Linked DNA regions of Mus musculus: all the other regions are linked to region 3. A link is a loop called in an ENCODE intact Hi-C map of the cell type or tissue named here. Cell type or tissue: left cerebral cortex. All regions are shown on one strand. Links, peaks and the distances in the headings refer to the core of each region. The heading gives the core; the rest is flanking DNA. Region 1 holds the start of Uba6 (ubiquitin-like modifier activating enzyme 6). Region 2 overlaps Gnrhr (gonadotropin releasing hormone receptor). Region 3 holds the start of Ythdc1 (YTH domain containing 1). Region 4 holds the start of Cenpc1 (centromere protein C1).

Evidence for each region. A loop is a pair of places that touch in the nucleus more often than their neighbours do. Peaks named below come from ENCODE experiments on the same cell type or tissue, not always from the same donor. Only the 100,000 strongest peaks of a DNase experiment are listed, where the experiment ranks them.
Region 1: it touches region 3 in a loop (9-fold over the local background); 20 of 42 quality-filtered maps call a loop at or near these places.
Region 2: it touches region 3 in a loop (2.3-fold over the local background); 22 of 42 quality-filtered maps call a loop at or near these places.
Region 4: it touches region 3 in a loop (3-fold over the local background); 14 of 42 quality-filtered maps call a loop at or near these places.

What each region holds. Positions count from the first base shown.
Region 1 is chr5:86,168,934-86,176,661 of GRCm38, forward strand. It overlaps Uba6 (ubiquitin-like modifier activating enzyme 6), which reads right to left and starts at 3,810. Exons shown (of 33, transcript NM_172712.2): 1 at 3,735-3,810; 2 at 1,622-1,684. The coding sequence starts at 3,805. In left cerebral cortex, for the core only: no CTCF peak of the experiment used is centred there; DNase peaks (open chromatin) are centred at 3,322, 3,984 and 4,586; H3K4me3 peaks cover 2,121 bases; H3K27ac peaks cover 1,449 bases.
Region 2 is chr5:86,188,820-86,193,819 of GRCm38, forward strand. The region is part of intron 1 of Gnrhr (gonadotropin releasing hormone receptor); the gene reads right to left. Among named protein-coding and RNA genes, the nearest start is that of Gnrhr, 6.6 kb to the right of the region's middle. In left cerebral cortex, for the core only: CTCF peaks have their summits at 2,162 (motif pointing left) and 2,683 (motif pointing right); DNase peaks (open chromatin) are centred at 1,782, 2,152 and 2,701.
Region 3 is chr5:86,800,097-86,807,824 of GRCm38, forward strand. Ythdc1 (YTH domain containing 1) reads left to right here and starts at 4,170. Exons shown (of 17, transcript NM_001347375.1): 1 at 4,170-4,495. The coding sequence starts at 4,468. In left cerebral cortex, for the core only: no CTCF peak of the experiment used is centred there; DNase peaks (open chromatin) are centred at 4,093 and 5,130; H3K4me3 peaks cover 2,183 bases; H3K27ac peaks cover 1,804 bases.
Region 4 is chr5:86,062,766-86,070,493 of GRCm38, forward strand. Cenpc1 (centromere protein C1) reads right to left here and starts at 2,818. Exons shown (of 19, transcript NM_007683.4): 1 at 2,563-2,818. The coding sequence starts at 2,580. In left cerebral cortex, for the core only: CTCF peaks have their summits at 1,643 and 3,945 (motif pointing right); DNase peaks (open chromatin) are centred at 2,907 and 3,953; H3K4me3 peaks cover 2,856 bases; H3K27ac peaks cover 1,029 bases.

The sequences.
Region 1 (7,728 bases), core at 1,170-6,169, 630 kb before region 3:
TTTAGTGTATGTATGTTTGAATACTGCTGTAGTATACAAGTTTGTATGGAAAAGTCCAAGGGCAATGTCTACAGAGTCGGTGTTTTCCTCCCATCATGTGGGACTAACTCAGGTTGTCAGGCTTGGTGACAAGCACCTTCAGTCACTGAACCATTTCTCTAATCCGCAGAGATTTGGTTATATACACCTGAAGCTGAGAACTTAATCTGAGTTCATTCTTCTTTGTTATATGGTCTTAAGATGCAAGGAGCAGCAGATTCAGCATCGCTATATATCTTAGTCTTCCAGAAGTCTCGAAGAGTCACTAAATTCTCAGACTCTCAAACTTATTAAGTTAGGAGTATCAGTGAATCGACTTTGAACAGTATACTGGCTAGTTTTGTGTCAACTTACACAGCTGGAGTTATCACAGAAAAAGGAGCTTCAGTTGAGGAAATGCCTCTGAGATCCAACTGTAAGGCATTTTCTCAATTAGTGATCAAGGGGAAAAGGCCCCTTGTGGGTGGGACCATTCCTGGGACAGTAATCTTGGTTCTATAAGAGAGCAGGCTGAGCAAGCCAGGGGAAGCCAGCCAGTAAGGCACATCCCTCCATGGCTTCTGCATCAGCTCCTGCTTCCTGACCTGCTTGAGTTCCAGTCCTGACTTCCTTGGTGATGAACAGCAATATGGAAATGTAAACTGAATAAACCCTTTCCTCCCCAACTTGCTTCTTGGTCATGATGTTTGTGCAGGAATAGAAACCCTGACTAAGACAAACAGTTAATATAATAGCACAGATTCCAGTACTCTCAATACTATCCAGAGGAGAGTCTTAACTAACTTTAAAACAAACCAAATTAACAACCACAATCACAATTAAGAAAATTCTATTGCTTTAGGATCACTTTCAGTGTAAAATGATGTACTAATTATTTTTCTCATTTCTAAGACAAAATACTGGATAGAAAAAGGAAAAAAAAAAGAGATGTATTTGGGTCACAGTTTTAGAGTTCATTTATGGTTGCTTGGTCTCATACAGGTGGAAAATGTACCACAGTGACTCATAGCCAGCAGCAGAGACACTAAGGAACTAATGGCCAGGGCTAACCTTTCGAAGCTCACCGTAGGTGATCTTTTCTTCCTCTCTCTAGGCTCTACCTACTTAAGTTTCTATATTTCCTCAAAAGTACCACCAATAAGGGACCTTTAAATAAATGAATAGAAGACTCTTCCTATTCAAGGTATATCTCACTTTAAAAAAAAACTCATTAGAGTTCATCCAAATTATAACTGTCATGAATTTCTCTACTATCTATATTGTATTTTCTTGAGAATTCACTAAAATAATTTTCCTCTAAACTTGACTGCATAACCGAAGAAACCCCTACACTATCAAGAATAGTAGTAAAACCTATTTTCTAAACTCAAGACATTTACTTTCTTATTAGAGAGTAAAATTACATGCTAAAACTTTCATACTATATATAACGTGAGAAAATCCCACAAAAATCTCAATTTTAATTTAAAAGAACTTGTAGGATATCCATATGAAATTCTTCACAGGTATAGCCATCAAAAAAGACTATGAGATTCTATACTAACCATTATAAAAGGTGGGTTTTAGTCTCTGAAGTTCTTACCTGTATAATCCATCATCGATTTCCAAAGATTCTGTTGTCATGGTAGGTAAATTTTTACTTGCACTAGGGGGGAAAAAAACCCAAACTATTAAACAGCAAATATGGGTTTTAATTATTCATACTCTATAATGTGAAATTCAATTGTGCATGAAACAAGATTCCCAAGTTACTAAAGGTCTGTACTGGCTGGTTTTGTGTGTCAACTTGACACAGGCTAGAGTTATCACAGAGAAAGGAGCTTCAGTTGGGGAAGTGCCTCCATGAGATCCAGCTATGGGTCATTTTCTCAGTTGGTGATCAAAGGGGGAGGGCCCCTAGTGGGTGGTGCCATCCCTGGGCTGGTAGTCTTGGGTTCTATAAGAGAGCAGGCTGAGCAAGCCAGGGGAAGCAGGCCAGTAAGGAACATCCCTCCATGGCCTCTGCATCAGCTCCTGCTTCCTGACCTGCTTGAATTCCAGTCCTGACTTCCTTTGGTGATCAACAGCAATATGAGAAGCGTAAGCTGAATAAACCGTTTCCTCCCCAACTTGCTTCTTGGTCATGGTTTTGTACAAGAATAGAAACCCTTAGCCGGGCGTGGTGGCGCACGCCTTTAGTCCCAGCACTCGGGAGGCAGAGGCAGGCGGATTTCTGAGTTGGAGGCCAGCCTGGTCTACAAAGTGAGCTCCAGGACAGCCAGGGCTATTCAGAGAAACCCTGTCTCGAAAAACCAAAAAAGAATAGAAACCCTTAGACAAGGTCCTTCCATACAAAATGTATGTTTTCTTAGGTATCATCTTCCTTAGAGTTTTAAAATGTGTTGAAGTTAATTTCACTAACTGTTGCTATGTGCAGTGCTTGCTGTTGAGATTTTTAGAGCAACCAGACACTAACTGCACTGTAAGCACCTCATATAATAAAGTCAGCATATTCACACAACATATACTAAAACTATATATAAACCTGTAGTATCCTATCATTTTGTTTCTATTTTACACACTTTATTGCACTTGCTATTCTATGTTACACACAATGACTTAGGTGGATTAAAGTTCTGACTAAAAATGAGAACGGGGTTATGCTCAGCCGCTTAATGGCTATGGCCAACACTTAAAAAGCTCTGTCTCAATGATTGTTTCGAGAATATGTTCAAAAACAGTCACGCCTGATTGCACATACTTGTAATCTCAGAAATTCAGACGAGGAGGGAGGAAGCCATCTTTGGCAAACTTGGAGCCAGCCTCAGAATCAATATAATAATAATAATAATAATAATAACAACAACAACAACAACAACAACAATAACAAATCATCTGTAAGAGCAACTAAGGGGCAGATATTTGTATTCAATAATATTTCTTAAGTCGATTTTGGCAGCATTGGCCAGGGCAGACAATACTTCCATCCAGTCCTTGAAGTATATGTCTCAATGTGCAATGTAAAGCTAGTAACGTAAGAAATCCATCACTTCTATATTTGGTATGTAATAGTCATATACTGGGTAGGATACAAGCGGGGCTTTCTTAACTGTAAGATGACCAAAAGAGAACTAACGCAAACACTGGAGAGAGTATACCAGGACCCCAACCCCGGAATTTTTGCAGGCTGAGAAAGAAAAACTCCAAGATCCTCAGCGGGAAATAATCCTAGGAACCTTGGGCCCCGCCCCGCGCTCCAACACCCCCGTAGTAAACAGAGAGGATTCTCGGGGTGTCCACACTGCAACGGATTCATCCTGACTTGAGCTCTCAAGAACAGTTTTCCTAAGGAGCACGGCTGGAGGAGGATAGTGCTCCGTGGCGCTGAAGGAAGTGTGCCAAGCAACAGGGGCCACAACCCTCTCCTGAATGACTGGCCGCTCAGAAGTAGTGACCTGAGGGAAGGATGCTGGACCCGACCCGGGAAGAGCCGGTCTCCTCAGAGGAGCGGAGCTGGAGCAGCGAGGGCAGCGCCCACGCCGCCACACCCACCGCCCGCCGGCTCGCTCGCTCGTTCGCCACCTCGCTAGCTCCCTGTGGCTCCGCGCGGCCCCGTGGCCTCCGCGCGCTCCGAGCCGCCGGAACGCGAGAACGGAGCCCGCGTCGGCGTTCCTCCGCTCCTTCCCGCCCAGCCTGCCCCGGGCCAGGCCTCTCACCCGCAGGCTCCCCAGGAGGAGCAGGACGCCTCTTCACAGGAAAGCACAGCCAACGGCTCGGACCGCTCCATCGCCTTCCGACAGACTGACTGCAGCGAGGCGGGGAGGCAGGCGAGGGGGCGGGGCCGCGAGGGTCAAGGGGCGGGCGGCGACGTCACCAGGGGGAGGAGCTGGGGAAAAGTACGCCCAGGACAGGGTTTCCAGTCAGCCCCTGGGACACCTGACTTCCGGTTGGGGCGGGGCAACGGGGCGCGCTTCCTTGCAGGTGAGGGGAGTGCCTACGTGAAGGCTGCTGAGCGCTGAGGGCAAACGCGGAACCAAAACGCGTCACTTCCGGCTGTGAGAGCGTACCGCTCCAGGGGGCTCGACAGCTACCAGATGCTGTTGCCTTGCAAATCCAGAACTGTTACAGTGCCTTGAGGAGATCGCTTTTCTGAACAACAACAACAAAAAGAGGACATTTCCAGGCTGGGATTCCACTTAAAGATTCCATTTAAATTGTTTTGAACATCTATTACTGATCTCTGTAGTCAAGTGACTAAAAAGAGCTGTAAAATTTGGCACTTTCATTTTAAGGGAGGAAAAACAAGGAACTCAAATGATATGATCAAAGACATACAGCCAGTAACTCATATTACCAGTTCTCTGATTGCCGATTTCTCATCTAATTCTTTTTTTTCATTCATTCTCATTTTACCATTTTTAGAAAACAATTGTGTACACACAGTACAATTAAGAATCTTTGTTGTTGTTTTTTTTCGAGACAGGGTTTCTTTGTGCAGCCCTGGCTGTCCTGGAGCTCACTCTGTAGACCAGGCTGGCCTCGAACTCAGAAATCTGCCTGCCTCTGCCTCTTCCTCCCAAGTGCTGGGATTAAGTGTGTGCCACCACGCCCAGCTATTAAGAATCTTTCTAACTGGTGATGTGTTTGACGAAACACTAGCCCAATTTTAAAAATCCGTGTTTGATTATAGACATAGGGCAGCGTTCTGTAAAGTATAACAGGTTTTACTTCAAAATTGTCTTGAAATCACAAAAATGATTTTAGGGTTGGTGGTCACCACAGCACGAGAAGTTGTATGAAAGAGTCACAGCATTATCAGTGAGAACACAGTAGCTTCTCCGGGCAGAGGAACTTTGCTGTATGTTAAAGCATGTTTTTATATTTTTTACTAGCTTTGTGTCTTGACTTTTTCTGTATCTGTTACTGCTATTAGGGAAAATAAATTTTTATTTCCTTAGTCCAAGGAGACCATGGATTTAAGGGAAACTTTTCTAACTTAAAAACTATCTGTCCCTGTTGTATGGCTTGATTGAAAAAAAAAAAAAAAATGTGGCTCCCAACCAGGCAGCATACACTAGCTTGAGGCCCTTGACACATGTACAGCAGAGGACTGCCAGGTCTGGTCTGAGTGAGAGACTTGAGGCCCCAGGGAGTGAGGAGGTCTGGTGGGGAAGGGTGGGGGAGGGGCATCCTCTCGAAGAGGGAAAAGGAGGAGGAGGAGGAGGAGGAATGGGATGAGGAACTGCCAGAGGGCAGACCTGGAGGGGGACTGGACTGTTAAAAAAAAAAAAAAAAAAAAAAAAGATTTAAAAAAAGTAAAATACTAATACTACTAGTATGGCTCAATGCCTGTCATGTCCACTCCTATTCGTTCTCAACCCTGGTGTTAGCTGTCTCTTGTCTTCTTGTCTCTGTCTGTGCTGAGCTGCATCCTAACGCTGCATGTAATCATTCTACTTGCAAACATTTGTTTCTGAATAATTTCAGATTTACAGAAAATTTAGAAAGATAATAGAGAATTTATCTGAATTCTTCAAATAACTTGCCCATTTTGTATTTGGGTGCATTTTTCATGACTTAGAAATTGATATTTGTGTGATACTTAAATCCATACATTTTACTAAGATACCACAGGTTTTTCTGCTAACCATTCCCCTCAGAATCCATTCCAGGATAACAGGAAACATTTACGATGAGCTGATATTACCAAATTTTGTAGGTGAATACTGTGATGTGTATTTTCCTGAAACACATATGCCTGTGCAAATTCTGTAAATCAAAATGTTTACATTATAAATTATATATAACCAACAATCATATTGTTTCTATAATAACAGAACATATCCAAGTCTATTTCTCTTATTTCATACTTCTGAACTATTAAATAATAGCACAGTAAAGATGCTCAATATATAATTTCTTTGACTTACAGAAGACGACTCAGAGATTAAATGGCTCAAATAAATTCATATCATTTTTTTTCATACAACCAGGGCTAGAATTCAGTGTTGTTCCTAGCCTGGTGTTCTGAGAGACTGGACCACCCATTTCACAATTAAAAATTGATTACTAATGTCAAGTCAGCACATTAATACATATGTTCCTGAATTTTGAGCAAGATCTTTTCCCAAGGACGTTCTAAAATTTGAACTGGTTGAAAGCTAACTGTTTAACCCAGAGGTAATTCTTTTGTAAAGGAAAAGTCTTTATTAAAACCTTAATAGTTATGCACTGATTTGAGCTGTGGATCGGAATATGTATGTTGCAGACTGCATGTGCTTACATCACCCAGATTCAGATGTTGAAACCATATTCATGGTGATGGAATTTGAAGATTGCATTGTTCAGAGATGAAAGCTTAGAGATCCCTGTCATCCTTCTGGTCCTATAAGGGCATAGCAAGAGCCAATTTTCCCAGAACCAGAGTGGGCCCTTCCTTATAAGAGATACAAAATCTGTGGGCACTTTGTAGTCTTGAGAAAGGGGGGTTTATGTAAGAGCCTACACAGATTACAGCAATTGAAGATCACAGTGTTTGGAATAGTTTTAAAATGGTTTATAGAATAAAAGAAGAGCAATAGCCATAAGCTTGCAACTTAAATACCAGTTTCAAGGACATTCTAAAAAACAGGTTTTTAGTTTATGTGTGTATTTTGCCTGCATGTATATATGTACACTGCATGTGTTCCTGCTGTATCGGATACCTTGAAAAATGGATTTCTAGCTGGCTGTGAACCTCTCTGTGGGTGCAGATGCTCCGAACTAACCCAGGTCTCCTGGAACAGGAATAAGTGCCCTCAACCACTGAGCCACTTTCCAGCCCGTTCAGGGCATTTTAATTGTTTGATTGTGTACGTGACAGTGTTGGCAGAGAAAAATGTAACAATTATACTGTCACATTTACCTTTTGACTAATAAGGACAAAACCCCTGAAAATCCCTAAATGGGCCTTCAAATTTTCATATCTTTTTTCTGGGTAATATGCTGTCGTTTCATCTGGATCTATCTGTTCTGACTGGGGAAGGGAGGCAATTGAGCAGCCCCCTGAAACAATACCCAGTCCTTATTTAAGAGATTGAGATTTTAGCCACAGTGACTATTCCCCCATAAACTCAACTGTAGTTTAAACTCTTACAGAAAGTGCAGTAGTCACTGGATCAATGGAGGCTTTCTTGCACAGGTATTTGTAGTCCACAGAGCTAAGGTGCTGGAAAAATGAACTCAAGGACCACCAGAGCTACCCTAGGCAGTGCCATTTAGGTCCTTTGTCTCAAAGTGGAAGGATGCATTTTACAGAGTTTAGACGGGAAGATGGTTTTATAGGTGGAATCTCAAGAAAAAGAAGGAAGGAGAGGCCCTGTGTAGGAAGATTGGGTCCCAAACAATGGGCACTGACAAGGACTGGACTCCAGGTTTTCTTAGAACATAGGGAAGAAGCTCTGGAGAGACAACGGGGGAGGGGCAGTCAGTCCAGTCAGTCCCACCTTGTTTCCAGGTGCCTCTTTTGGTTACATCTCCGTTTAGCTCCCTGGCAGTGGAGCTCACTTAACTTGTGTAAAAGGGAAAGAAAGCCAGTGGGAAACACAATTAGGAAAAACGGACTCCACCAGAAGAGAATCAAGTACATTTCTGGCCAAGAACAAGGATTAAGGTTCCTGTTCCTAGGCTGTCTGACCAGTTCCAACTTCCTGTCCTCATCAACACTAACTC
Region 2 (5,000 bases), core at 1-5,000, 610 kb before region 3:
CTTAGAGTTCTAGATACATTTTATTGATTCTATTCCTCTGGACAATTCTAAGACAGCATTTATTCATCATCAATCCTATACCCAGAGATTTACTTTCAACATACGTCCATAAAACCATTACGTGGAAAGAATTGTGCAGGAGATCCTTCGCTGATGGCGCGTTATTGGGAACCAAGAAGTGTCAGAATAATCGACATGACCTTTTACAGAACAGTGGCTGAGTGAATGATGGGAGACTATACAGCAGTAAGAGTAGGTAAGAGCCTATTTGTGACTGTGTCTGTGTATTTATATGTTTATATTTATTTCAGTTCTGCACTAGAGGGCGGGTTGAAGCTTGGTTTCCAAATTCCTTCTTTTACCAAAAGAATCTAGTGCTTGCTGGAGTGGATGGACCAAAGCCTGAGGCAGACAAAATACAGTATGTTCTTCAGATGGCCTTGCAAGTGTCCAGAACTGTCTAGAGAAGACTTGGGTGTGAAGGAGAGACTAAAATCCAGCTGGAGAAATCCGAGACAGTTTAATAATCAAACAACAAGAAAGAAACTAATCAAAAGTAATGATAAAAAACAGGACTTGGTGGCACAGTCCTCCAATTCCAGCAAGCAGACCTCAGGATTCATATGTTCCAAGCCAGCCACAGCCACACAGCAAGACTCTGTTTAAAAACCAACAAACAAAAAGTAGTGATAAACTATCAAACAAAGCAAGAATCCATGAACCCACGTGGATGTAAATTATACAAAACAAAAATGGGCATAACTAAAAGCTTTTCTTTAATATAGGATGCTTATAAAGTAAAGGGAATAAATACAGTGGAGTTGTTTGCCAATCACTGTAATACCGGCTTCAGCAAAAATCATCAATAATTGGCAAAAAATAATCAGTGAAATTTTGAGAATAGGACATTGAGAAAATATCAAAGTATCACCTCCTAGACACTTACTCATCATAAAGAGTAAGACAACTTTATAATGGAGAAATAACCATGTAATTACCATCAGAGGACAAGTTGACATCATTTGTCTCCTTAGACAATGCATTGAGATGAAACCAACATTACATCTTCAGTGTGCTTACTTAAGCTATAGTATAGATAAACCTAAAGTGGGGAGCAATTTGCAAATGGCCCATTGTCTTCAAAAGTATCACTCTTATAAAACATGGAAGGAGACAGGAACAGTTCCAGGGAAAGGGACTTCGGTAATGGCATAGAAACCACCGTTTAGCCTTGTGTTTCCTTTTGTTAAAAAGATCAGAAATTGGGGAAGGTCTGGGAGGATTGGGGGAGGGGGAAACACGATCAAAATACATTATTTAAAAGTTATTTAAGTACAATTTTTTTTTTCAAGAGCAGGAAACCAATTAGGACGACAGATGAAATTTGAATTGGGCATATAGATTAGATGATAGTACCTTCTAGGGGCTAATTCCTCATTTTAATACCCCTGTTGTGGGGGTGTATGAGATCTCGTCGTCAACACTTGGTAAAGAAATACCATATCCCCAACTTTTAAACAACTCGCAACCATTGAAGAGCGGCGACAGCTGTGGTGGTTTGCATGAGAATGGCCCTCACAGGCGCTTCTATTTGCAACCCTACTCCCGGGTAGACTGTTTGCAAGGACGGAGGGATGCGGTCTTGCTGGAGGAAGTGCATTGTTGAGGGTGGACTATGAGGTTTCGAAAGCCCACTGCAGGCCTAGTCCTTCCCCAAATCTTTGCCTGCTGACTACAGACAAACTCTCAGCTCCTGTTCCAGAATGACGCCTACGCGCTTTCCACCGAGAAGATCATAGACCTGCTCTCGAAAACTGCAAGCAAGCCCCAGCCCAGCACTTCCTTTTTAAAGAGTTGCCTTGGTCACAGTGTCTTTTTACAGCAGTAGGACAGAATAGCACAGAAAATGTTAATACTTGGTGACATATAGGTTAAAGGTAGCCAAGAAATCGTCAAGCCCTTGCAACCTTGCTCTGAGTGTGAAATCCTCTTTTAAAATGATGTCTTTATTTTAAATTAAAAAAAAAAAAACCCAGCTTGAATACATTCATGAAAACGTTGTAAGTCATATTCGAAAATGAACTCCAGGGTTGGAGTGTTGGATACTTAACAGTGCTGAAGTTCCCAGCTTACAACTGCCCTAAGCTGTAGCTTCAGGGGATCTAGTGCCCTCTTGTGGCCTCCATGAGCATACCGCACACAAATAAAACCGAGTCCCAAAAAACAAAACAAAACAAAACAAAAATCAAAATTCTAGTAGACATGCATTCTTTTTTTTTTTTTTTTTGACCCATAAAGCACATTTTAAAAAATGTTTGTCATTTTCAAGCATCCTTTGGTAACATTGTGCAGATACAAAGAAGAGAAGAAACACATTAAAAAAATCTATAGCAAGTAAATTTGAACAAATGCTTTTGATATAATCAAATGGTGGCTAATATGCTATATTTTTTCCATTGAATAAGATATTTTAGTTTTCTTTGCAGTTCGTTCTGGATTTCTTTACTCTGGAAGGTTATGGGGTAGAAGTGGAGTGTGCTTTTTACAAAAAGGATTATGAAAAATGCTTTTTCTTTGTGGAATAGAGAAACAATTTGTATCTTATATTTGTACTTACAACATTGACATTTCAATTTCAGATCTTTTGTCAAGCGGACAATAAAGTTTAAATTAATCCACTAGAGGGCAGCAAAGGATCATACCATCATCCCCAAACCAGCAGCCCCAAAGGAGTCAGCTACTTTTATCCTAAGATCCAGGTTGATTTTCCCCTACGTTATAATCGGAGTTGATTGTTATCTCATAGGCCTTTTTGCCTTGGCTTGATTTAAGCCGCAGTTTTAAAGCAGATCAATATATATTTTTCTCTCTTATTCTTGTTTCTGTCAGTCTCTGTTTTACCACAATCAAGAACCCAAGGTTTCCCTTCCTCACAAGCAACTGAAGATACTTACTTCTTCTTGAATATGATATTTTGTCCACGTCTGGGAATGTAATAAGTGGATAATATGGATTTAATGTAATAATCATAATACATACAGACTAATTATTTTTACACTAGAAGTTCAGGAAGGTATATGGAGATTCAAATATTACCTGTAAATTTCATTTCTTTTAGCCTTGGTTTGATCTCCTCCACCCCCGCACTGTGTTCATTCCGGTGATTAACACAGAGACCCACTTCTCTCTCAGCGGTTCCTTTGTCCTTGGATCCTGTCTTCAGTTTCTGTTTATTTTTTTTTTCCCTTCTCCATGACTCACAGTCTTATCAGTGTTTGTTTCATTTTGCTATAATCCAGAACATTCTGTTTCTTGTTTTTGGAGGCAATTGAAGAGATGAATTTGTTCTTAGAATATGATCTTCTATCTGCAGTTTACCAAACCAACTACAGCTCACAGCTTAAATTTCCCTAAATGTGGGTTTAGTTTTTTAGTTTTTTTAGTGTTTTTTTTTTTTTTTAAACTTCAGTTTCTTCAGCTATATAGTAGAATTCATAATAGACTCTTTCTGGTGGCATTGTCATGACGATGGAGTTGTTTCCTGCAAAGCCCCTGGACTAGTGCTTATGAAGCTAACGCTAGCTGGAGCCCAATCATAGTTATTATGAACATTTGAGGCACACTTTTCTTTGTACCCATAAGTACATAGTCATACATCCATAAATACAAACTGTATACTTTTTCCCCTTATATACATTTGTAACTTTAAGTTTTCCTTCCTGTGGGCTAGACTTTGCCTACTGTGCTGGAGTGTAGTAATTAAATGCTCTGACTACAAGTGCTGTGGGCACCATTCACAGATCCCTGGCCCTTAGGATATCAAGTCTGGTGCCAGGCCTCACTGTGTGCTTATTGTCTACAGAGTGGACATTTAATGGGACAATAACCTGTGCAGAGCCCTGAGCTACATGGAATTCTATTTTTGGTTTGGCTTTGGATAGAGGTATTATCAATGGCGACCTTTAACCTCTTAAATTTCCGTCTCTCATGTGCTGAGACTACAGGTATGCCACCATGTCATGTTTGGGTTTCTTTAAGCAGAGAAATTAGAGTACAGGGAAGTGCCTGGGACAAACTGCAGGTACTAACAAAGAGGACGGTGTACGTGTGTCGAGGCTTGCAGAGGGTTTTCACAGCCAAACCCTAGATCTCTGGTTCTGAGTGCTAAGTCTTAACCAGAGTACGGACTATTTTAATCCTGACGCTTAATTAGCAATTTGTGGTTTGAAAGGTCAGTAAAGTTTTGATGTTATCCTGCGGGGGGTGGGGGTGGGGTGGGAAGAAGGACCAAGAAGTCTGTTGTGGGAGTTTGTCTCCTGGAAATGATAGGTTCACTACACCCATGATACCTTAACGACAGAGATGCATAAAAAAGGCCTGAAAATGATATCAATAGACACATTAATTTGGAAGGGGGAGAGCTCATAGCTCCCACTCTTAAACAAAGAACCACAGACAATTAACAACAGAGAGAAGGAGAATTAGTCTTTCTAAGGGGTGAGTCTCCTGTTTGTATCTAGTACCAAGTACAGGCTCATCCCTGAAATTGCACACACACAGACACACACACAGACACACACACACACACACACACACACACAGACACACACACACACAGACAGACACACACACAGCACTAAATGTATGTCTTCTTTATATATTTATTTCTATATCATATGGGTAAAGATTTCCATGCACATGCCAAAAGAATGTAATTTTTATGCTTATTTTTTAACTATGTCCAATAGTAATTGGATTCCTAGATGTGGATAGGTAAATAGCCATCTGAACAAATGGAGTAGTGTAATTTATACCTTGCCTATAGAATTAATTGTATTATATTAAAATTTCTACTCATCAGAATACCCTGGGCATCTCATCTAGTACTCATGGGCTCAATTTCTTCATGTGAAAACTAAGAACAATATACATAATTTATATCGTTGTTGGGAACATTCACGAAGTATTCCATATAAAGGCATTTAGCATAATTCTTCACA
Region 3 (7,728 bases), core at 1,197-6,196:
AAATCCTCCCAAGCATGGGTGACAGCTCACAAAAGCTGGGAACCTGGGACACAATGCCCAGCCTGTAGGCAGCTCAAAAGTTTGGAAAGGAATGTCTGTTCTAAGTATCTCAGTGGTTCTAAATCTCTTTCAGGCAGCTTATCTGGTCTCAGAGTCTTCTTTGCAAGGCTGGCTTGTCTGAGAGTGACGCATGCCTTTTATTGTTTTCTCTGGCAGGTAGAGGACCCTAGAGAATGTGGTAAATTTCAGGGACTTCCTGAGTTAGTTTGAATTGTTTACTCTTTCTGATTACTGTTTCTGTCCCTGAAGGATGGAATGTTTCAATCTCAGAGGAAATTGTTTTTTTTTTTAATTTTTATTGGTTATTTTATTTATTTACATTTCAAATGTTATCCCCCCTTCCTGTTTTTCTCTTCACAAGCCCCCATCCCATGCCCCCTTCCTTCCATCTTCTATGAGGGTGCTCCCCTCCACCTACCCCACCCACTCACATCTTACACCCTAGCATTTCCCTACTGTGGGGCATCGAGCTTTCACAGGACCAAGGGCCTTCCCTACCATTGATGCCAGATAAAGTTATCCTCTGCTACATATGCAACTAGAGCCATGGGCCCCTCCATGTGTATTCTTTGGTTAGTGGTTTAGTCCCTGAGAGCTCTGAGGTATCTGGTTAGTTGATATTGTTGTTCTTCCTATGGGTTGCAAACCCCTTCAGCTACTTCAGTCTTTCCTCTAACTCCTCCATTGGGGTCCCACTGCTCAGCTCCATGGTTGGCTGCAAAGATCCACATCTGTATTGGTAAGGCTCTGGCACAGCCTCTCAGGAGACAGCTATATCAGGCTCCTGTCAGTAAGCACTTCTTATCATCAGCAATAGTGTCTGGGTTTGGTAACTGTATGTGGGATGGATCCCCAGGTGGGACTGTCTCTGAATGGCCTTTCCTTCAGTCTCTATTCCACACTTTGTCAGAGAAAACTACTGTTATGTAACACCTCAGACATACCTGAAGGGACACGATCCCACTTGAGCGGGAGGCTCTGGCAGGCCTTGCCCTTTTATACCATTTCTTTAGTCTTGCTGAAAACCATTAGATTACATTCCTAAAACTAGCCACCAAGGTCTAATTACTTATTTGGCCACTTCTTCCTCCTAAAGCTGACTACCAAAGTCCAGCTATGAGTATTGAAGAGCAGCAATCAAAAGCTTTCTTTATCTCACCTAATTAACATGCCCAATTAAAATGAAACACCTCATTCTAATATGGGATTTTCCCTTTTCCCTTTATAAATTGCCATTTGCCTATAAGCCACATCTGTTTTCTATCTACAGGCAGTCCTTTCTCTTCCAGGACAAATACCCCTGCACCCTCTCTCTTGTCCCCTTTTCCTTCTTCCACATCCTCTATCTCTTAACCTCTGCTCTTCTGAGGCAAGTAAATATCTCCTTTTTGTTGAGAATTTGGTCTTGGGGCTTCTGAGCAGATACCATAACTTACAACACCCAAGTGTGCCTCACCAATCTAGATAATTCAGAGTCTAGTCAAATTGACAATACAACGAGTCACCATAGATAGAAGTCCTAATACGAGGAGGCACCTAGCATCTGATTTTCTACTGTTGTCTTTTGTTTATTTAAGACTGGGTTTCCCTGTGTAGCCCTAGCTGCCCTGAAACTTACTATGTAGACCATGCTGGCCTCAGAGATCTGCCTGCCTCTGTCTCCTCCATGCTAGGATTAAAGGCCTCTGCCACCACACCCAGTTTTATTTAATTACTATATGTACATATAATGTATTACACATAGCTAGTTGCAGTGATGTTTATTTCATTAGTGATTGCAAAATGGTGATGTCTTAGTTGTATGGCTCTTTGACTATGGCACATTGGCATTACCAGTTACTTATTTTGGTACCTCTAAGTTACAATTTGAATGGGAAAGACAGAATAAGTGATCGTTTCTCTCTATCCAAGTGTTATAAACCCCAGTATGCTAGGATGTACCGGCTCTTGTGAGGTGGACGCATGAGGGTCATGGAATTCTAGAGAGTCAAGAATATACTTTTTGAGAAAGTGAGGCTTTCCCAAGAAATAAAACCAAAAGTGGTAAATGTGACTGGCTGGTCTTCTACTATCATCCAAGGGATTCTGACAAGCAGCTCAAACTACAAGTCTACGTGTGTAGACTTGCTTTTACATTCTATAGGATGGTTCTTTGGAGTATCCAGGGTGTTTTCACTTCCTACCTTTCAGTAGGCTTACTCCAAGTTATTTTCCCTGAAGATCTCGTACTACTGTTTGTTTGGTTTGGTTTTTCTGTGTAGCCCTGGCTGTCCTGGAACTTGCTTTTAGACTACGCAGGCCTAAAATCCAAGAGATCTGCGCTTCAGCTTCCCAAGTGCTTGGATTAAAGGCATGTGATGCCACCACCAGTGGGCAGTGACTTTTGTCAAACATCATCTCAGTACTTGTCTTCTCATTCACCTCCATTCCTGGTTACTGGAATGCCCCGCAGATCTTCATTCACCTCCATTCCTGGTTACTGGAATGCCCCGCAGATCTTCATTCACCTCCATTCCTGGCTACTCGAATGCCCCTCAGATCTTCATTCACCTCCATTCCTGGTTACTGGAATGCCCCGCAGATCTTCATTCACCTCCATTCCTGGTTACTGGAATGCCCCGCAGATCTTCATTCACCTCCATTCCTGGTTACTGGAATGCCCCGCAGATCTTCATTCACCTCCATTCCTGGTTACTGGAATGCCCCTCAGATCTTCATAAAGTCTTTGTATGTGCTTTCCGAAGACAATTAGTGCTTATTTGTTATTGTCTCTTATCTTTTACCATCAGTCTTCACCTCCACAGGAGGGCCTCTGTACTAGCTTTTCTCCATAAAAAGGGGTCTTATCACTATAGCAACTGTCTGTCTGTCTGTCTGTCTGTCTCTCTCTCTGTTTTCCAAGTCAAGGTTTCTCTGTGTAGCCCTGGCTGTCTTGGATCTTGCTTTGTAGACCAGGCTGTTCTTGAACTCAGATATCTGCTTGCCTCCTCCCTAATGGGAGGATTAAAGGTATGCATCACCCTTTTCTAGCTAGCTTTTTTTTTTTTTAATAAAGTTCACAATTTTCTTTTTCCCTTTTGTCTTTTTTCTTCCTTTCCATTTTTTTTTGTTTGTTTTTCTTTTGAGCTAAGGTTTCACTGTAGCCCTGGCTATCCCAGTACTGTTCACTCTATAGACCAGGCTGGGCTCTAACTCAGAGATTCCCCTGCCTCTGCTTTCAGAATGCTGGGTTTCAAGGTGTGCACCACCACTCCTGGCGTCAGCACAACTTTCAATTTGTTTACTCAAACCTTGGCTGCCTTAACTAGAAGATAAACTCAGACTTCCTTTGAGGGAGAACACATTTGTTTGTTTATTTTTGAAGCAGGGTTTCTGTGTAGCCATGGGTGTCTTGGAACTCAATCTGTATGCCAGGATGGCCTCGAACTCACAGGGATCCTCCTGCCTCTGCCTCTGCCTCTGCCTCTCCAGTGCTGGGATTAAAGATGAGCCCAAATACCACCCAACAATAAAGCTATTCTTAACCCCTGGTCCTAGAACAATATTTAAAAAGAAGTAGTAGACACTACTAATCAAATAAAAGAAAATTAAATATATAAAAAAGACATAGCCGGGCAGTGGTGGTTTATGCCTTTAATCTCAGCACTTGGGAGGCATAGGCAGGCGGATTTCTGAGTTCGAGGCCAGCCTGGTCTACAGAGTGAGTTCCAGGACAGCCAGGGCCACACAGAGAAACCCTGTCTCGTAAAACCAAAGAAAGACATAACACCCTTTCTGATGGTGTCTCACACTAACCATTCAAGGCCTTCCAAACGTTTCTGGTGAGATGTCTGCATCCTTGAGCTGTAGGAAGCACAGCAGAGAAGCCTAAATACCGATTATCCTCTGGAACGAGGGCGGTTCCCTGGACGTCAAGTTTGCGCGCGGGGCGGGACGACGTGCCGAAGTCACGCCCTCTTACGTCCCGCTTCTCGCTCCAGTCCCCGTCCCCGCCTCCGCCCCCGCCCCGGTTCCCCGCACTGTGACGTTCCGCGAGAGGCACAGAGCGTAAACAGCGCAAGGCATTTCGGGAGCGGGATTGTTTCGCGCAGGAAGCAGGCTCCATTTTAGCGCCGCCCGGCGTCGCCATCTGTGTCTCTCTCCTCCCCCTTGTCTCTGTGGTGGCCGAACCCCAACAGGAAGGCTGAAGCCCGCGCCGACCGAGGCCAGAGAGCCAGGCGGGAAGAGAACCAGAGCACGGGAGGAAGGGTTGCGCGTAGGAAGCTGAGTGGAGCAGGTCAGGTCGAAGCGCGCGGCCCGCCGGACGGACTGACGGACGGACTCGTGCGCCTGCGGCCGCGTCTGCGGCGCCCGCGCGACTCGCGTCCCGGCGGCGGCGGTGGCGGCGGCGGAAGCCGGAGGGCAGCCATGGCGGCCGACAGCCGGGAGGAGAAAGGTGAGTGTGGAGGACGGGGCCTCGGGGCGGCCGGGCGAGGGGACCTAGGAGCCGCGGCCTGCGGGCGAGGCGGGAGGTTAGGGCCTCGCGCAGAGCAGGCGGCCGCATCGTGACCCGCTCCTTGCGAGGCCTGGCCTGCTGGGCCCGGCGTCCTCGTCTCTGCGGCGGCTCCCACCTCGACCAGGGCTTTGCTTCTCTCGTCACTCCCGGGAGCGGTTGGGAGAGGGCTTGCTTTGAGGAACTTGCCCCCGGGCACGTTTCCTGGCCGGATTATGCGGATGTAATGCGTATTTTTCTGAACTGTCGTCTTTTTGGTTGACTTTTTTCGAAAATAACGTCACAGTTAGCATTGTTAGACTAGTGAGTAGACTAGTTTAATTCATTCAGGTGGATTATTAATCATGAGAAATACCTGTAAGTAGCTTCTCACTGATCTTTTGGATAAGCTAAGAATCGCTTCTTTTATTCCTCGAGTATTTACTTTGGAAAGAAAGATATTAGGAAAAAAACAAACAAACAAACAAACACCCATGCCCCTTCTTCCAAAAGTCCTAGCAACGGATCTCCCAGAATAGTGCAGAGTTCTCAAAAGATTCAGCGAGGAATACGTAGGTGGAGGCTAGAGAGACTTGGAAAGATAAAAAGAAAACATTTTAGTTGATAAAATGTCATTTCTTCTGAAATACTATATAGAGACCACAGATGCCAGTATAGGATCCAGACCATAGAAGATACTCGTCTAGATGGGATGCAGTCTTGAGAGAGTTCTCAGCTCTGGGACTATCGCGACAGTCTTAGAAGAAAATAGTGCACACTTGCTGCCCTGCATTTCACAAATCTCTGCTTGTGGCTCATTAAATTTGAGGTGGAGATTTGTTAAGTGGGCTGAACAGTCATTAAAGCTTTTTTCCACTTTTCTGGTCTGTCTTGAGTGGGAATATGTTTAAAGATCTGTCTTTGTCATAAGCATCCTCCCCCCCCCCCCCCCCTTAGGGACATGGTTTCCATGTAGCCCTGCCTGTTCTGGAACTTGATTTGCAGACAGGCTGGCCTCAAACTTGAGAGATCTGCCTGCTTCTGCCTCCTGAGTGCAAGGCATGTGCCATCACTGCCCAGTTGAAGCAATTCTCGATGCACACATTGCAGTTTATTTTTTATTCTGAAACTAAACCTGTTCCTCGAGACATTCTGAAGGACTGTGAAGGAAGAATTCTGATAGTGAATAAAGGACTATCTTATTATATAAAGTCAGTTGTAAAAAAAAAAAAAAAAACCTGAAGATCCTTTCAACCTTTGATTGGCAGGATAAGATTTATGACTTAGTAGTTTTGGTGGCTGCCATGGTAGATGAACCAAACACAAAAGCGATTAAAATTCAGTTGTCAGTATAGTTTCTATTAAAGTGAAGATAATTTAGAAATCAGTAATATACAACAATGCACAGTGAAGTAATGATCATTTGCTTTTAGAAGTGGACTTAATATTGAAGATGCACTTTAAACACAAAAACTCGATTATTGAGTTGTGATGTCATTCGTCACCAATGCTTAGAATATTTGGAAATAGTTTTTTAAAACTTAATTTTTCTAATTGTGCTTTATTTGAATTTTCTGGTACAAGTGACTTTTTTATAGTTAAAATCAAGATTATTTCTCTATACTAGCAGCTAGTAAATACCTACTGGAAGTGCTTAGTGTTACTTGATCATTGTCACTCACCTATGAAAGTCAGTATTAAAACGAATAAGTACCTTTAATCCCAGCACTTGGGAGGCAGAGGCAGGCAGATTTCCGAGTTCGAGGCCAGCCTGGTCTACAGAGTGAGTTCCAGGACAAGTCAGGACTACACAGAGAAACCGTGTCTCGAAAAAACAAAAAACCAAAACAAAAAAACCGAATAAGTAATACTTAAAGAAAAGTGAGAATGTTAAGAGAAATTTGTATCATTTGTTATGTGTTTAACAGGAAAGTACGAAGATTATAAGAATCTTAGTCATAATGGTGGCAATGTAGGCCTTTAATCCCAGCACTTAGGAGGCAGAGGCAAGTAGATCTCTTGAGTACAAAGCCAGCTTGGTTTACAGAATGAGTTCTGGAGCAGGTAAGATTCCTTTTTATGGGAGAAGAGAAATGTCCCATAAAAAGGAATCTTAATCATGCTAAAACTTAAGCCTTTAATAAATTCATAACTTTTGGAAACTCTTGATTAAAAAACAAGTCTCAGAAAATAAGAAAGTTGCAATTATGCGTGTTAATCACAATGAATTTTAGAGTCATAGGAATTCTTAATTTATTGGGCTTTGTAATAAACATCAATTCCTGTAATGTTTCAGTTAATCCTCTATACTTGGATAGTCTACCAGCTCCCTGCTATTTTTGTGTTGATTTGTCCAAAAAGTTGACTGTTAATGTGAGTTTTTTAAAAATAATACTGGGAAACAACAGCACCTTGTGTATTCCATGGATTTTTCTCTATGATGAAGAAATGCACATCTTTTCTGATAAACATTTTACATGAATTTTATTTGAATCCCTACAGGATATAGTCTACAAAGAATAGTTAACCCAAAATGTGTATGAATTTTTGCTTTTGTAAGTAATTGTCTACATTTCCAGATCGAAAGCTTCAGGAGGGCAAGGGGTGTGATTGTCTTGTTTGTAGGTATCTTTTAAAGTATTGTGTCCTCTGTTCCTTAAATATTTATGTGGTTCGACTTTAATGAATAACAGCATAAGCATTGTAAAGTACAGAGCTGAGTTTTACTTACTCTCATGCATCATACACACAAGCTTCTGTGTATATAGCGTGTATAAACCTGTATACATGCTGTGGCTAGCACTGTTGGGAGCTAGTTGCTTGAGGAAGGGCTCTATAAAACAGTATGGGTTTGATTTACATCTCCTTTCATTTTGGATCTTGTTTTAGTTTACTGGTAGTAGAAGTGGGAAAATAAAGAGATACTATCTTTGGGTGCCAGTTGGTTATATGGAAGGTGGAAAATATTGATGGGAAGGTCTCTCTTCAAGTCTCTGGACATCATTTAGAAGAATAGTTGTTTTCAGGCTGGAAGTATAGCTCAGTAGCAAAGTATAGTTGTTTGCTTTTGTGAAAACCCTAGTTTGGTTCCCAGAACCCACATGTCAACTACCATTGTTCCTTACTCCAATTCCAGGGTCCAATGTCTGATATCCACCAGATTTGCTCATAGTCCACACATGTTTACATGTAGGCAA
Region 4 (7,728 bases), core at 1,108-6,107, 740 kb before region 3:
GAAAAAGAAAAAGAAAAAGAAAAAAGAAAAAAAAAGAAAGAAAAGAAAAGAAAAGAAAAAGAAAAGAAAAGAAATGAGAAATAGCATATGCTGGCGAGGATGTGGAAAAAGAAGAATTCCATTGCTGGTGGGCATGCAAAACTATTACAACCACTCTGGAAATCAATGTGTTAGTTTCTCAGAAAACTGAGAATAGTTCTACTCCAAGACCCAGCTATATATGCCACTCCTGGGCATATACCAAATGATGCCCCCATCATACCACAAGGACACTTGCTCAACTACATTCATAGCAGCTTTACTCATAATAGCCAGAAACTGGCAACAACCTCAATGTCCCTCAACTGAAGAATGGATAATGAAAATGTTGTACATCTACACAATGGAATACCACTCAGCTACTAAAAACAAAGACATAATGAAATTTACAGGAAAATGGATGGAACTAGAAAATATCTTAAGTGAGGTAACCTAGACCCAGAAAGACAAGCATGGTATGTACTCATAAATGAATATTAGCCATAAAGTACAAAATAAACATGCTACAATCCACAGACCAAAGAAACTAAGTAATAAAGAGTGCCCAAGGGAAGATGCATGACTCACTCAAAAGGGAAAATAATATAGAGATGGATGGAGGCAGGGAACTGGGTGGGAGAGGGGAGGAGAACAGAAATGGGGATTGGGTGTGGGAAGAGTGGAGGATGCATAGGGTTGGCTGGGAAAGTGAACAGAAACTGGTGGGGGGCATCTCTGGGGCTAGCTAGAGAACTGGGGTGGGGTGGGGCACACAACACTCCCTGGAGTCTATGGGGGTGACCCTAGCTGAAACTCCTAGCAGTAGGGTATATGGAAACTGAAGTGGCCACATCCTATCAGACAGGACCCCTAGTGGAATGATAAGGATACCAACCCATTCACAAAACCTGAAATTAGCCCTGCCTACATACACAAGATGTACAGAGATAAAGATAGAGCGATGGAGCAGAAATTGAGGAAACAGCTTACCAATGACTGGCCCAACTTGAGATCCACCCCATTCAAGAGAGCCAATCTCTGACACTATTATTAATACTCTGCTATGCTTGCCAATAGAACCTACTATAACTGTCTCCTGAGAAGCTTCATCCAGCAACAGATGGAAACAAACTCAGAGATCACAGTCAAATATCAGACAGAGCTCAGGGACTCTTGTCTAAGAGTAGAGGATAGAATGAATCAGGAGGTGCTACACACACTCCGAGAGGCCTGGAAGCACTCACAAGGCAAAGAGTTTCAAGGAATCCCAACCTCCTGGTATCTTGGCATTCTCATAACCCATATACTCATACCCTATCCCCACGTTAGTCTGGTGTATGGATCCATGTGTTCTCTTTTAGTATTATTTTATTATAAGTGCCTTTAAAGATTGAATTCTGACATAACTAAGCCTTCGCCAGTGTTCCGACATCCCAAAAAATCCTTGAAGCCGACAAACTTGGAATTCAGTAAGAAGGTTATCTATTCAGTAACATTCAAATTTACTTCTAATTCACACTGGCCTAGGGAATAGGTGGGTTTACCATGAAAGAGTTAGGGAATCCCCGAGACAGGTTTCTTCACTAGGTCCAAAAGAAACAACATAATCAGGCATTTACTAAGAACCCCTAGTGGTGGGCTTAACAATAAATAGACTAGCATTACACCAGGCTCCCTTCTTAGTGGCAGTGGCCTGGTCCCTGCCTTCTTTTGATGTATACATTCCTTATGTTTTGTGTCACTGTAACTCGGTGGATGTATCTCGCCTTGGTTCTTGTTATTCTTCTGTATAAAAAGTTCGATGCTCGACTAAACTGTCTTTTCATACATGTTAAGCATGCATAAACACACACACAACTACATGATAGAAACCATCAACGAAGGTTTTCTTTCAAAGATAAATTGAACTGCTGAGTTAGGGAGGAAATAGGGCATAGTAATCATACAAAACTTGGAATGAATATCAAGTGTGTCAAGAGACATAAAGTGGCAAGTCGTGGCCCACATCAAACATTCAAAGCTGGCACCTTTTAAAATATGATTGCCTTGTATAAAGCTTTATCATTAACAGGTGTCCCATAAATATTAGACTCTTCACATAAAATAGTATTTCGAAATTAATACTCGAGGTTTTCCAGACCATCAAGACTGGCTTGTACAATAGTCATGAGTATTTGGAAGACTGAAAAACGGGAAAAGGCTGAAATGTAGAAATGAAGGAATCTCTTCCGGGGGGGGGGGGGGGGAGCAGGCACGGATGGATGAGCTTACGACGTGAACCAGTAACAGTCCAGTTACTTCCACTACCAGTACACCAGCACACCTGATTTGTTACCTGTGCAGCTTTTAAGCCACCCCAGACAAGCCCCACCCCACCCAGACAGGCGGGACTAGGCACCCGCTACCCGATCCCTCCGCACCCCTCACAAGCCTCCGCACCCCTCACAAGCCTCACCCCACCCCACCCCGACAAGCCGGATATGCACCCGGTCCAGCACAGGGCGAGCGACGCATCGCGCAGGCCCGATCCAGACCCGCACTTACCAGATGGAACGAGGCCATGGTTCCGGCCCACTAGGTCAAACGGAGGCCTGAGAGGGAAACCCAAGCCGGCCAGGGTTCCAGGAGGGTTAGAGTAAGATTGCGGACGGAGGCGTCCCCAGAGCTGCGCGACCCGCACTTAACACTCAGCCGTAAATAAACAGCAGCCACCAAGAAAAATAAATGAATAAAAGTCAAACGAGCCACGCCTGCGCACAAGCCTAGCTTAGCCGGCCGTTAATTGGCGTTTTTTAAAGACTCCGGCTCTTGTTCCCGCCCATTCGCCTGTTACTCACCTATCAACCCGCCTTTCTCAGTTCGCCCCGCCCTCCTGCCCAGCGCGCCTTGCTCTTCCGCCCGCGTCTCAACCTCCCACTCATCGCCCCGCCTCTCACCCGTCGCCACGCCTTTCACCAGTCGCCACGCCTCTCACCCTTCGCCACTCCCCTCGCCGGTCGCCACGCCTCTCACCCTTCGCCACTCCCCTCGCCGGTCGACTTGTCCGGGCTTTGTGTGGACTCTCCTGTTCTACTTTCTTCAGACAGTTTGTTGCGTCTATGACTGCTCGTATTTAGAAAGCAGGTGTTGAGCACCACCTGTGCTCCTTGAGATAAATGTATAATACATCCCAGCAGTTCTACTACGGATTAATAGGTAATACTTAAAAAGGATTACAGGTAGAAATTGCTGGCGTTTTGAGCAGAGTACACTACGCAGATTCGTCAGCTGCAACCCGCCCATCTATACAGTATCTCTGAAAATAGTAATGCTATTCTTTTTTCAAGTATTTAAAAATTATTTATGAAGCAAAGGCATAAATTATATATGCATATCAGTAGAACGAACATAATGTTTTTAAGAGAAAGTGACTGCTTCTGTCTTATGCGAAAATTAAGGTAATGACCCCAATTGGAAAACAAGGAAAATACACCGATGTGTATTTTGTCCTGTCCACGTGACTCTAGGTCGCAGCCTGTAGCTGCTCTATTTCCTTAGGAGACAGAATGCCATAAATACATACATACATACATACATACATACATACAGAAGGAAGGAAAGAAAAGAGAGAGAGTCTGCAGGGATGGAGCGATGGCTCAGTGGTCAAGAGCGCTTGCTGCACTTTTAAAGGAGCAAAGTTCGATTCCCAGCACCCACAAAGCAACTCAACCGTTTGTAGCTCCAGTTCCAGGGGATCTGACACCTATTCCGGCCTCAGCTAGCAAAAAGCACGCACGTGATGTCCTCGCAGGCAAGCAGACAAAACAATCATACCTATAAAGTGAATAAATCTCTTTTTAGTGTAGATTATTTTAGAATGATGGGGCTCCATATGAGCTGAATGTGCTCATGATTGCAGCGACGCTTGCCCGGCTCGCCAGTCAGATCCGCCAGAGGGCAGCAGAGGTGCTGCAAACTTACTTATTTATCATATTCTCCAATGGGAAGCTACAGAGTCCAGGCAAACTGTACAACAGCTACGACTCGATAAATCTCCAAGAGGAGTCAGCCGACCCTGGCGGCTGAAACGGAGACTTTCTCCTGCGTTGAAAATCATTTTGAGACGGTTGTCCTCGGTTGCAACACGACACTTTGTGGGAATTTTGAACAAGACCTGTGACCAAAATGAAAGGGCAAGATGCTTGAGTTGCTCAACATGCAGACGCTGTTTGCTGAAAAAGCAGTTGAGAGTGAATCGACTCTAGAGAATCACATCAAAACGTTCAGAGTAAACATGGGGGTTTTTGCTTTGGTGCCTTTGGAACCAACAAGCATCAGGAAGCTGTTGCTGTCCAGGAGAATAAACAAAGTTGGCAATGAGGGTTTGAGTCTCTCAGCTGCTCAAGACACAGAGAGACCAGCCCTAATACACAGGGTGTGACCTCTCAGGTAGGTGATGGCATCCAGGATGACTTGCAAGTTGATCGCCTTCCACCTTCCTTCGAATTGTGCTGATGCTGCCCAACCTGGAATAGTTGAAAATATTCTGCCCCGCTCCCCACAGAGGATGAAGCTCGAGAAAGTCCAAGTGGAACTTCCAGAAAGGTATCATCAGAAGAAATACTGAGGATGATCAAACAGGACAGCCAGTGGGGCTTTTTGTCGTCAAAATGCTAACATCCCACAGGGAATGAGGAGAGGAGAGCAGAGCCCACCAGGCCGAACGCATCTGATTTCTAAGACCCTCATCAAGTTCACAGCCCAGAAAGGCATAAAGGGGAAAGTGTGCTGGGACCTGAAACTCTCACTCCACCCCTCAACCCCACCCCTGCACATCATGAAAACCAGCCTGGTGGAGCACTTTACCTGCCTAGCTTATAGCAACGGCCACACACAGAGCATAATCTCTGATTCTGTGAAGGCAACAATAACTGCGTGTGTGGTTACCCTTGCCTTGCGCATAAATGACTTCCAGATTTCCCTGATAGTGTTACAGGCAAAATGGCACACTATGTCCTAAATTTGGATCATCTGCAGATACTTGTTCATTCAAAATGACCCTAGAGGGTTTTCGGAGGGGAAACGAGGAAAGGGGTTATAACATTTGAAATGTAAATAAAGAAAATATCCAATAAATTTAAAAAAAAAATGACCCTAGGAAACCATAAATGATAAAATGCCAAACTTTATCTCACAGGTAGTACATAAAAATAAAAGCGTGTTAAAGAGAGAAAACACAAAGAAAAAAATGCCAGCAACCTTATGGGGCAGAAATTGTAGCTGGATTAGGGGAAATTTTATTATATTGAAAAATACGTTGAGAAGAGCAAAATGTAATCTCATTATGGGACACTTCTGGTGTTACAATAAAATTTCAATAATTCTATAGCCAATGAAGGAATTATTAAAAAGACTGTAATCAGTCATTCCTATTAAAGCCCATGCGCCATCCAGCATTTAACAGCTTAGACAATCTTGGAAGGAATGGTAAAACAGTGGCTCTGGGGCAGGTTTAGAGGACCAGGGTCAAAAAAAATCAACAACAACAACAACAAAAACAGTGCAATTAAAGCTACACTAAAACACTAAAGCAGTTCTGAGGCAAATCGAAAAATTAGGAACCTGATAATAATGTTGGCCTCTAAAGAACATAAAGGAAATGCAATCAGGAAGTCACCGGAGTTACAAAACTGCCACCTCACGGAAGGCTCCGTGAATGCTAGGCCACACCAAGGCTGACCACCTCATACCTAACACTAACTGATGCCCCCTGGCTAAGTTGTCAGCATCCATGAAGCTAGTGACCAGACACTGTACCCTCCCACCCTGTTACCATGGAAAAGTCAGACACCTATGACTCATCCCTGCCCTTTCTTTGGGAGGAAAAAAAGCAAAGGCAGCAGTAAGAAATGATTGTGCTTCTCTTCTGCCTGCTTCTACAGATAAGAGCCTCACTCTGGGAACAGGGGAAATGGCTGTGAAACAGTGAAGCTTCAATCCACGGTTTCCTCCAGCAGGACCAACTGAATGATCTCAAAGGAACAATAAAGACTTGAATCTTGTATATGTTGGGTTTGTAGTGGTAAAAATATATTTTCTAAAAATTTGACTCATACAATAACATAACTATTATTCTAGCCCCAAAGTATCTATCATTCTGAATTCTTAGTTTCTGTTAAAGCTAACTGTAGCTTGCGATTGTCCTGATTTGGGAACTGGTGTTCTGGATCTATTTGCCCTCTGGGTTAGACTTTTCAACAGTGTAACCAAGCACTTGAGGAAACAACGTAACGGGAAGGGTTTTATTTTGCTCCCGGTTTCAGAAGTGTCAGTTCATGATAACAGAGGGGATATGGCAGCAGACACACAAACCACAGAAGCCAGGGAGCAGCCACACCCCCTTTTATTCCATCCTGGCTCCTTGGTATGTGCGAGGGAGTCGTCCCCTCTTAGTTAAGCTTCCCTGTAAATGTCCTCATAGACATATCCGGGAGTGTTCTTTACTAATCTAGGTGCTCCACGACCAGTTGTCAATCAAGAACCACAAGCTCAGCTGGGTGTGGCGGTGTACATCTTTGATCTCAGCACAGGCAGGCAGATAGATCTTCTGGAGTGCAAGGCCACCACCCTGGCTTACAAAGTACGTTCCAAGTCAATCAAGTTGCATAATGAGACCCTGTCTTCAAAAGGGGGAAAGGGAGATCCATAACCTCCCATATTATTCTACATATATAACAAGATACATTCTAAAATAGTAGGAACGTATAGCTAAGAGGAGCTCTTAGCAGCTAAGAGTAATTCTTCATTCAATACTTAAAATGCTAAGGCTAGCAAATTAAATTCTTAAACAGTGATTCTTCCTCTTTTTTTTTCCTGACCCAAATACTTCAGGAAAGCATGTTTTGATTTTTTTAAAAAGGCTCACTGTGTCAATAATTACAGGGTAAAGGGCAAGGGAAGAAACCCTACAATGAGTACCTAGGAATCCCTGGGATCCTATTACAACCATTTCCATTTTCTCTACTGAAAATACTTTCATCCTACCAGAGTCAATAAAAACTGACTGGAACTGAGACTGTGTGACTTGTAATTCATTCAAATATTCCAACTTATGGATAAAATTAAAGCTGTTTTTCCCCCCAGTTATGTGTTGTAAACACATATGCATGCATACACACCACACACACATGCACATATATATTTATTTTTATGTTTCATATTTATATGCAATATATTAACATATTTTATATCAGTGAAACATTTATATATTATATATTGTTTTATATATTTATACATGTTATTTATTTATTTATTTATATGCTTTTCAAGACAAAATCTCTGGCTGTCCAGGAATACATTTATAGGCCAGACTGGTCTGAACTGAGAAATTTACCTGCCACTGCATCCCAAGTGCTGAGAGTAAAGGCAAGTATCACCATGCCTGGCAACACGATTATATTCAACTCAAATTTCTTTTAAATCTATTGAAACATATTGTGATGCATGTGAAGATAAATCAGTAAATAGTAAGGGCCAGAAATTTGGAAGTACCGGATGAGGACATTTCTATTCCTACTTTCTGGCTTAATCAGTATAATAAGTCAATAAAGTAATTCTTCCCAATAACAGATTTCACCAGGCTCTTGAAGGAGAAGTAAGAATTCACCAAGTAGATAACAAAAAGAAGGGTGTGGGAGCACACAGGAGGAGCTGTCAGAAGGAGGGCCAAGG